2 separate regions of the Homo sapiens genome follow, and region 1 is linked to region 2. The links are chromatin loops, found by intact Hi-C in ENCODE. Cell type or tissue: ascending aorta. All regions are shown on one strand. Each heading gives the region's core, and the rest is flanking DNA. Links, peaks and the distances in the headings are about the cores only. Region 1 has its middle 150 kb from the start of LINC00424. Region 2 overlaps LOC105370108 (a long non-coding RNA gene).

Region 1 (4,401 bases), core at 248-4,247, 58 kb before region 2:
CTAACCTTTCCCTGCCCTGGATATTAACTTCCCTGTGGGCTCCTCAGCAGCCGGCTGGGATCTGAGTTTTCTCTTTTCAGGCCTGGGAGGTCTAGAGGCTGTGCTGGTCAGTAATTTCTGGAGCTCTAACATCTTTTTCTTCTTTTGAACTCACTATAAACCAGAAGTTAAAAAGACATTTAAAAGTTTACCAAGGTGAATAATGTGATAGAAATGTGAGTACTAGTGGCAATTGGGAAAAAGAAACAAGCTTGCTGATTATAAATGATTTTATCCTTCACATTGAGCAATTTATTTTATGCTATGTATTCTTATAAAATGACCAGATTTATTACTATGTGTACTCATTTTAAAATTTTAATTTTTAAATAAAATATTTTTTTGGCTTCCATTATATTTACTTTTATAATAAGGCTCCATTTATGGCAGGAGGTTCTGTTTTCCATTTTTTGTAATGATAGAAAGTTTCCTTTTGAAATATTAATTTAAACCAAAAATTCGTCAATTTAGAATAAATTGTTAAGTAACAGTACACGATACATGGCATATGGGTTTGCCAAAATTGTGACACACTTATAGGACTGAAGTTTATAAAACGACACCCTAGAGAAAGTAGACTATGCTGTCCCCGACATCTGCTACTGAAGAGGATGAAAACTGACTTGGCTTCCATTCCACCAATAAGACTATACCAAGATCCAAGAAGATGATGGATAAGGATCTGATACCTCTCATTGGAACCATGTGTCTCATCATCTGTACACTCTGTAAGAAACTTCAGGATAGGGACCAGATCTTATTGAGTTTGTGTCTAATATGCAATCCTCTAACATGAGGCCTGCACATACTAAGTACTAAATACATTTTTGCTAGAGTAATGAATCCGTAGATTTGCATTGCAGTAAGAGCACCTCTAGACAGTTTAATTTTGTGTTTGTTTATTCTGGAACTATCAGGCTATAATTAAATAAATGTTGCCAATGAGTCTAGCTTGTCACAAGTTTCAAAAGAATAAGACAACACAGGTGCATTCAGCTGATTGGTGGGATTTGGATTCCCACAGGCTAGCTTGCTGCAGCAGGTGTGAGGAACTGTGAATAAAGGGCACAATTAGAGCTACCTCGAGGATTGAGCCTGGCCAATTCCTACATATCTAACATTTTCTTTCTTCTTGTAGAAGAAAAAGATTCTTGGAAAAGAGACATAGCTGGTTCTTAGTAACTACTGGGAAAAACATCACAGGGAGCCCTGGATGAAAGCCATTATTTCCAATGGAAATACTGACTCGTAGCACCATGGCCTATTGTAAAATCTAGTGAAACGTGCATAAAAATCTTGCATCTGGTTTGAGATTTATCTTTGCTACCAACTCTGTCTGCATTTTTTGACTGTATTCGGGGGTGGCTGTTCATGCAGGAATGAGGGGCTACCTTAAGGGAGACTCAAAGGAAACAATATGTGGAAGAAACGTAGAGAATGAGTTGCTTTTGCTATCACAATGGTGTATGAAAAAAATTCTTTACTAAACAATTGACAAAGTATAAGGTAAATATGAGCTTATTGCAGTGACTTTCAGGGACTTTTTATTGGACAACAGTGCCTTGCCCTTCTCACAGTGAAATTCATTAAATTGGGCTTTGGTATCACTTGCGTGACTTGTAAATAAACAATACTTTAAGAAACAGCTTTGCAAAGCCCATGGCATTTGGGGTTGCAACTCTATTTAAGGCATGGTTTACTATTTCTCAGTATCTTCTATGTGAAGGCCCACTTACTTTAAAGTAAATGCTGGGAACTGCTTTGTTCTTTTTGAGATACTGATTCAGTTTTGCTCTATTGAAAAATTCTTTCACAATTATGTTCTCTACATTTGCTCACAGCCCAAGTCACCATCAGTGTAGGAGATTACGGTCTGCATATAAGCAGTTTACTGTTCCACCTGGTATTGCCACTCTATTCTAATTGAATTCCCTAGTCCTGATTTTTTATTTTCAATTGTTATTTTACCACTTTATGGTGTATATTTCTAGTTCACTGCTATTTACAATTTGTGGAATGAGGAAAGACATCTGAGGTGCTTGTGTGTAGCATCCAAATGCAAGAGCATCTCCTTGTTCTTCAGATGAAAATCAGAGTCAGTTATGAAAATGGATGTAGTTCTCTGATTCGAATAATGGTTGAGGACATGTATAAACGGCTTGGCTCAGTTGCAAGGCTGATAAGAGTGTGTTTGGAATAACCAGTCTCAATGCCAAGAAAAATGCCACATAATCTCAGCTTCATCTAGCAAGTGAACTTGGTGTTGGTGTGGGGTGATCTAGCATTGGTTGGGAATGTCAGGTTTGGAAATACTTCCTGGTGGTATCAGCTTTGGAAATAGACGCTAGACGAGGCTACGTAGCTCATCAGCTATTCCCTGAAAGCAGAAAATCCAGGGGTTCAGAATTCAGGGCCTCCCGGTAGAGACAGCATTGTGAATATTCAGTAATACTCTCCCCATTGTCAAAAAGCCTTGCATCTTTTCTTCCCTTCCTCCTTTCTCTCTTTATACTCATCCTTCTCCTCTTTTTCTTCCTCCTCTTTCTTCTAATATATGTTGAATTTCTTTATTTCATACCTCAAATACTCATTTCCTGCCTTCCTTTTCTATAGCTGCTGTAGCGGTTCCCATAAACCCAAGAGCTCAACACAACCTTTATTTCATCGCACCTGCCATGGTTGACACTTAAACATCAGCTCTACAATTTACATACACCATAATGTACCCATTTTATTGTACGATTAGATGAATTTTGACCCGTGTGTACACCCATGTAACCATCATCATAATCAAGATTTGGAGCTTTTCCTTCATTTTCCTTGTGCCCCTTTGCCTTCATGTCCCTCCCACCCCGCCGCCCCTGCTCCTGGAAAGTGACTATCCTGCTTTCTGTGACTGCAGATCCATTTTGACAGTTAAAGAATTCCATGTAAATGGAATTGCATCGTGCCTACTCCTTTGTTTCTGGCTTATTTTGCTGAGCACTGTGTTTCTGGGGCTCGTCCATCTCGCGGTGTGCATCAGAAGTTCTTTTCTTGATACCGCCAAGTAGTCCATTGTGTGGATACACTAGAGTTGGTCCATTCACCTGTTTTGGACATATGGATTGTTTCCTGTTTGGGGCTAATGTGAATAAAGCTGTTAGGAACATTTGTGCACAAGTCTTTGTATAGGAAAATGTTGTACTTTTTTGGAGAAAATACTCAGGAGTAGAATTATTTCACTTTAAGAGATTGGAAAACTATTTTCCGAAGTTGCTATACCACTCACCTTCCCACCAGCAAGGTATGGTATTTCCAGTTGGTTCATATCCTCACCAATACTTGGAATTAGTATTTTTTAAAGTTTGGACATTCTAGTGGATGTGTTGCAGTATTTCATGATTTAGTTTACATATCCCTGATGATTAATGAAGTTGAAAAGTTTTTGATAAGCTTATTGCTCACTGTGTAAGTCTTCTTTTGTGAGCATGTGGTAGGACCTCTGCTCATTCTGAAAACTGAATTGTCTTTGTCTTATTAAGTTAAAAATTCTTTCCCTTATATTTTGGATACAAGCTTTTGAGTTTGCATCATTTGTTGAACAGACTCTCCTTTATCAACTGAATTTCACTGACACTGAAAATCAAATTCCTATATATATGTGGGTTGTTTCTTGACTCTCTATCTTGCTCATTGTTGAATGTGTCTATTTTTAGATCACTACCACTCTTTCCATATATACAAAATCCATATATATGTGTGATGTATGTATATGCGTAATTCCTCTTTGTTCTTCTTCACAATTGTTTTGGCTCATCTTGGATTTTTGTACTTCCAAGATCCTGCTAGGATCCTGTCTGTGATGACTTGATTTTATGTGTCATTTTGGGGTGAACGGACATCTTGACTCTAGTATGCACTTCTGCTGAGGTGTCAATCACAGTGGGGAGTGTGATACAGGTGAGTGAATGTGCCAGTGGTGACAACTGGAGCCAACTGATGGGCCATTGTGCATCTCCCAGATACTTGGAAGACTAAGTAAAAGCAGAGGTGCATACTAGAATAAAATGGCAGAAAAAAAGGCTGTTTTTTTTAAATTAGCATTTAAAAATTCATACTAGTGATGTAATTAGTAGTCATCAAACTACTAAACTGATTTTCTAATTATATGTACATTTAAAATGTAGATTATTGTTGGATTTTTAAGTGACATAAATGTATGCCTTAGATGTGTGGTTGACAGACTCTAGGTCTGAGCCCTCATGTACTCGGTGTGTATCACTGCCAACAAGCCATTAATTCCAGGCTTTAGGATCCTTGTGCTGGGACTGGTGGGCCCTACGGGTGGGAGGAAATCAGAAGTGTAGCAGTGGGTCCCTG
Region 2 (4,401 bases), core at 244-4,243:
ACGACTGAAGTAGACTGAGTGTTCCTGTGTGGCCTACTGCAATAATCCATTGACAGATGGTGGGTAAAGACTTGGACTCAGGCAAGAGTGATGATATTAAGGACCTAGACTCTTCCTACTGTTTCCTGACAACCAGGGCACTCTCTCCCTTGCAGTGCTGACATCTGGGTTTTTACTGTCTTGTTTAAACCACTCTGTAATGTTTTGGGGTATCTTTGTTACAGCAGCTCACCATATATTCTTAATCAGTACCAATGGGCTCAGGTATTATTAAGGTTAGTCAGTAGGCATTTTTAACAAATACAGGTTGCTGTATAAAAAGATGCCAACTTACTTTATTGGCATAAGAAAAGACTCACTGTGTAGTCTAAAACTCATAATTTCAATCATTTTCTCCTGTGACCTACCTTCCCCACAGGGGGCCACTAACATTAGCCATTATTCTGGCCTCCCCTTTACTATGTTAATCTAGGCATAGACAATTTTCTAATATGCAGCTCAAACCAGGTTTTAACAGTTAACAAGGTTTTGCTAAATATTCAGGATAATAGAAAGAGTAATTTGTATAATGAGTAATATACAACTTGCCATTAGGTATGATTCTTCTCAAACCCTCAAGCAAAAACCCACCTCATAGGGTTCCCTGCAAGGAATCTTATGATGAGCTCTGAGCTCCTTATGGCAGAGGCCATCTCATCTCTCCTACCCCCTACCCAGAAGTACTCCAGAACACATCTAGATTGGGAGAAGTTGAGGCCCAAGAGGGAGTTTGAGATCAATTTCCAGCCTAAAACCACCCTGGAAGAGTCAGCTTCTGCTTTCAGCTTCTTCTCTTCCCAGGAGATGACTGGCCTTCGCTGTCACGGAGGAACAGCCCTATGTTTACAGGCCCAGAAGATAGAGCAACACCATATGGGGTCATCAGAGCAGGGTCTTCCCACTGCTAGTGGATTTAATTCTCCCACTTTCACAGATGAGTAAATGAGGATCAGAAAGTTAAAACAACTTATCCTATGTTACATGGCTTCTAAGCTTCAGGGTCAGGATTTGAACCCAGTGTGTATGGGAGGGCTTTTCAAATGCCCACCCAGTGGCTTGCACCAAGCTGGCTGCCCAGACCCTTGAGGGAGCTTGTTAAAATAGTGATCGGTTCCTGATCCTACCTTTGAAAATATCTTTTAAGTGGTTTTGGGATGAGTTTTTAAGGCTTTTTATTAATAAACTACTCTGGCAATTCCAATACACTGCAATATTTAGAGACAGTTCCTTTTTACCAAACAGGGCATGTTAGCCTCAGACATTTTTTCAGTCTTTTTCCTTTTGCCAACTCATCCTGTTTCCCCCATGTAAAACAAATGATTCAAGATGAGAGCAATATGTCTCAAAATGGAACAATTCAATATTAGTTGAGACAATGCTTTGGCGGTTATTTGTATGAATATATTACTATTACAGCTATAATCTCCCCCAAAGTTTGATGGGTGTATTTCCACCCATCCGTTACTACTTATTGAATGAAGCTTTGCAGCCAAGCCTGATGGGGAATGTCATAGATGAATAAGCCTCTCTTCAGATTGCCCGAGCTGTCTACAAGGGAGACCAAAGTACACCCATGAAACAATTCAAAAGTAATAAAAAACGTGGGTGGGGTGCCATGGTTTATGCCTACAATCCCAGCACTCTGGGAGGCTGAGGTAGGAAGATTGCTTGAGCCCAGGAGTTTGAGACCAGCCTGAGCAATCTGGCAAAACCCCATCTCTACAAGAACCAGCTAGGCATGGTGGACCACACCTGTAGTCCCAGCTATTTGAGAGGCTGAGGTGGGAAGATTGCTTGAGCCCGGGAGGCAGGAGTTGCAGTGAGCCATGACCTCACCACTGCACTCCAGCCTCGGGGACAGTGAGACCCTGTCTCAAAAAACAAAACAAAAACAAATATCCAAGTAGAAAATACATATTGAGTTGTGGCAACAGGTACTAGGTGGAGTAGAAACAGAAGTGAAGAATTACACCAAGTGAGCAGGAGAAGAACAGGTGGCTTCATAAAAAAGAAAATGCTTAAATTAAATCTGGAAGCATGATTTAGGTTAGGAAAGTCAGACGCAGGATGGAAATTCATGTAGTAGGCATGGGCTAAGCAAAGGTACACTCTGTCATAAGCAACCCAAGGTACTAAGGATACTGTTCTCTACAATAGGTGTAATTTTTCTGAGCTGTTAAAAATATAACTGGGAAGATAAACAGAAACTCCAAGAATATCTTATCTGCGTTGATCCACCAGTGTGTGTCTGTGACGGAGGCCTGAATTGTATGCTGCCATGTGGGTGGCCAGAGAGAAGGTGAGCCTACGGTGGAGAGCAGTCCTGTGGTAGGATGACAGGGAGGATGGAAGCAGCACTGGAGACCTGGGAGAACTGGGATGCCTGTTTGGAGAGAGGGTGTGGCGTTGGGCAGGTAGGTAGAGGGAAGGTCTCTGTTCAGCAGCATAGCACAGCACAGGGGACACGACCCAGAACTAGGGCCATGTGCTATGAACTGATGGGCAGCTCTAATTACTTTTCTAAATTTTGGGCCCAGTGACATTTTCTTTCCTGCCCCATGGGTCAGGTTGGTTTTAGAAGTGAGACATTTATTTTATTCTCCTTCAAAAACAAACTTTACATCATTGATCTGCCACTAAAAAATGTTTGTGTAAAATTCCTGCCTCGAAGCCAGTGCCTGTGACTCAGATGGCGTGCATTTCAAAAGTCTCTCAACATAATTTCACATAAAAAAGAAACATCTTACGTTGGGCCAACTCTGCTGAAACCAACTGCCTTGTATCACTAATATGTAGCTGGATTGATTCATGATGTACATCTTCAAAGACCTGGATAATCATCTTTGTTTGCAAATTCCTTATTAACATGGAGATAAATGCTATCATAAATTTGAACTTTTATATTATGAGCTGAATTTTTTGGTCTTTAAAATTTATTTCCAGAATATTCGATAGCATGACTCTAAGGCTGGATGGCTCTTTCCCAACTGGACACGGTTTGAGATTTTTTTGTCTCCTTTTTCTTCATGCGAGATGATAAACACTTAATAAGAAGATGGAACTTATGGAAAGTAGCCAGAAGAAAATAGCATTCTACCGATGGAATTCCACTTCAGATGCTGTGCTGGAAAGAAATCCTCATCCTGGGCTCCTTTTGCCTTTTGATGATGGCTTTAAAAACTGTGAAAACAGCGAAAGCCAAGTGTGTGGTCTTCAGCAATTTCGTAATAGTCTGTGCAGGAGACAGAGGGGGCGGTGGTTTGCTGGAAAAAATGATTAACTTTTTCTTTACGATGACAGAAAACAGTTGCAATTCAAAAATGCCGAGGTTTCTGCAGCCCTCCCTTTTGGCAAATTGTTAGGTAATCACTTCTTCCAGGTGGCACTTTCAATAAAGACCTTGGAAAGTCACGCCCCTTCCAGAGATGTCCTCAGGGCAGAGCCATTGTCAACTGGGAGAAACTTGTAGAATGAGTGAGGGCAGGGTTAGAGGAAAGGCTCTAAATTTTTCTTGTTGGGGGTAGCGGGGTAGATTTGCTGTTGATTTCCCAGAGTGGGTTCCCATGCCTCAGTCTTGGTCTAATGCGCGTTACAGTCTGCCTCTCAGCTTCTCCAGCAGAACCAAGGGAACCCTCCTCACATCCTATGATTATATTTGTTATTATTTACTTTAAGTTATCCCAGGAAGCAGCAGGCCCACCCTAATTGAGAGGTCTGTCCACATACAAGTCAGCTTAGTAAAACAGGTTCTAATTAAGTAATTACCTTGATTAAAATATACCAACCATTTTTACTTTTTAATAAACATTTCCCAAGACTGGATTTTATCCTGTTATTTTGGTAGAAATTTGTTTAACCTGGTGTGGAACTGGAACCCAGAGCTAACACTGTCCACCTGTGGATATGTGTGGTTTCCCTTATTTGTAACATGGAGTAGAAACATAGCAGATGCTCTGCAAGGTGCAGGAAAAGCCAGGTGCATCTATCAGGTCAATTCAAAGTTCCTTTTTGAGTACAGTGCTGGACTTAGGTCATGTAGAGGCATAAAAGCCAATTTAACTGTGCACAGTCCAGTAAGGGACAGACATTTGCAAAAGTATATCAATACATGATGCAAATGTTAAGCTAGAGTTACGCACAGGTGCTCTAGATAATTGTGACATTTGAAGGCATGTATTTTGACTACATTGGTCATTCCTGTGGTAAACTGACAAGGATTGAGCCCTGCTGAGGTACATGGTCCTTGCAGACACTTGAGTCCTGGATAGTATGCAAGTAGATAAAAGAGAATCCCTGTGACTCTACCCCAGTGACTCTACCCCAAGTCGTCAAGATGTGGGCATCACCTGACTCCATCTGGTC

The links. Peaks named below come from ENCODE experiments on the same cell type or tissue, not always from the same donor. Only the 100,000 strongest peaks of a DNase experiment are listed, where the experiment ranks them.
Region 1: it touches region 2 in a loop (5-fold over the local background); 1 of 110 quality-filtered maps calls a loop at or near these places.

Annotation. Positions count from the first base shown.
Region 1 is chr13:22,030,841-22,035,241 of GRCh38, forward strand. No RefSeq gene overlaps it. Among named protein-coding and RNA genes, the nearest start is that of LINC00424, 150 kb to the left of the region's middle. In ascending aorta, for the core only: no CTCF peak of the experiment used is centred there; no DNase peak of the experiment used is centred there; H3K27ac peaks cover 517 bases.
Region 2 is chr13:22,088,659-22,093,059 of GRCh38, forward strand. The region is part of intron 3 of LOC105370108 (a long non-coding RNA gene); the gene reads left to right. Among named protein-coding and RNA genes, the nearest start is that of LINC00540, 120 kb to the right of the region's middle. In ascending aorta, for the core only: no CTCF peak of the experiment used is centred there; a DNase peak (open chromatin) is centred at 2,694; H3K27ac peaks cover 484 bases.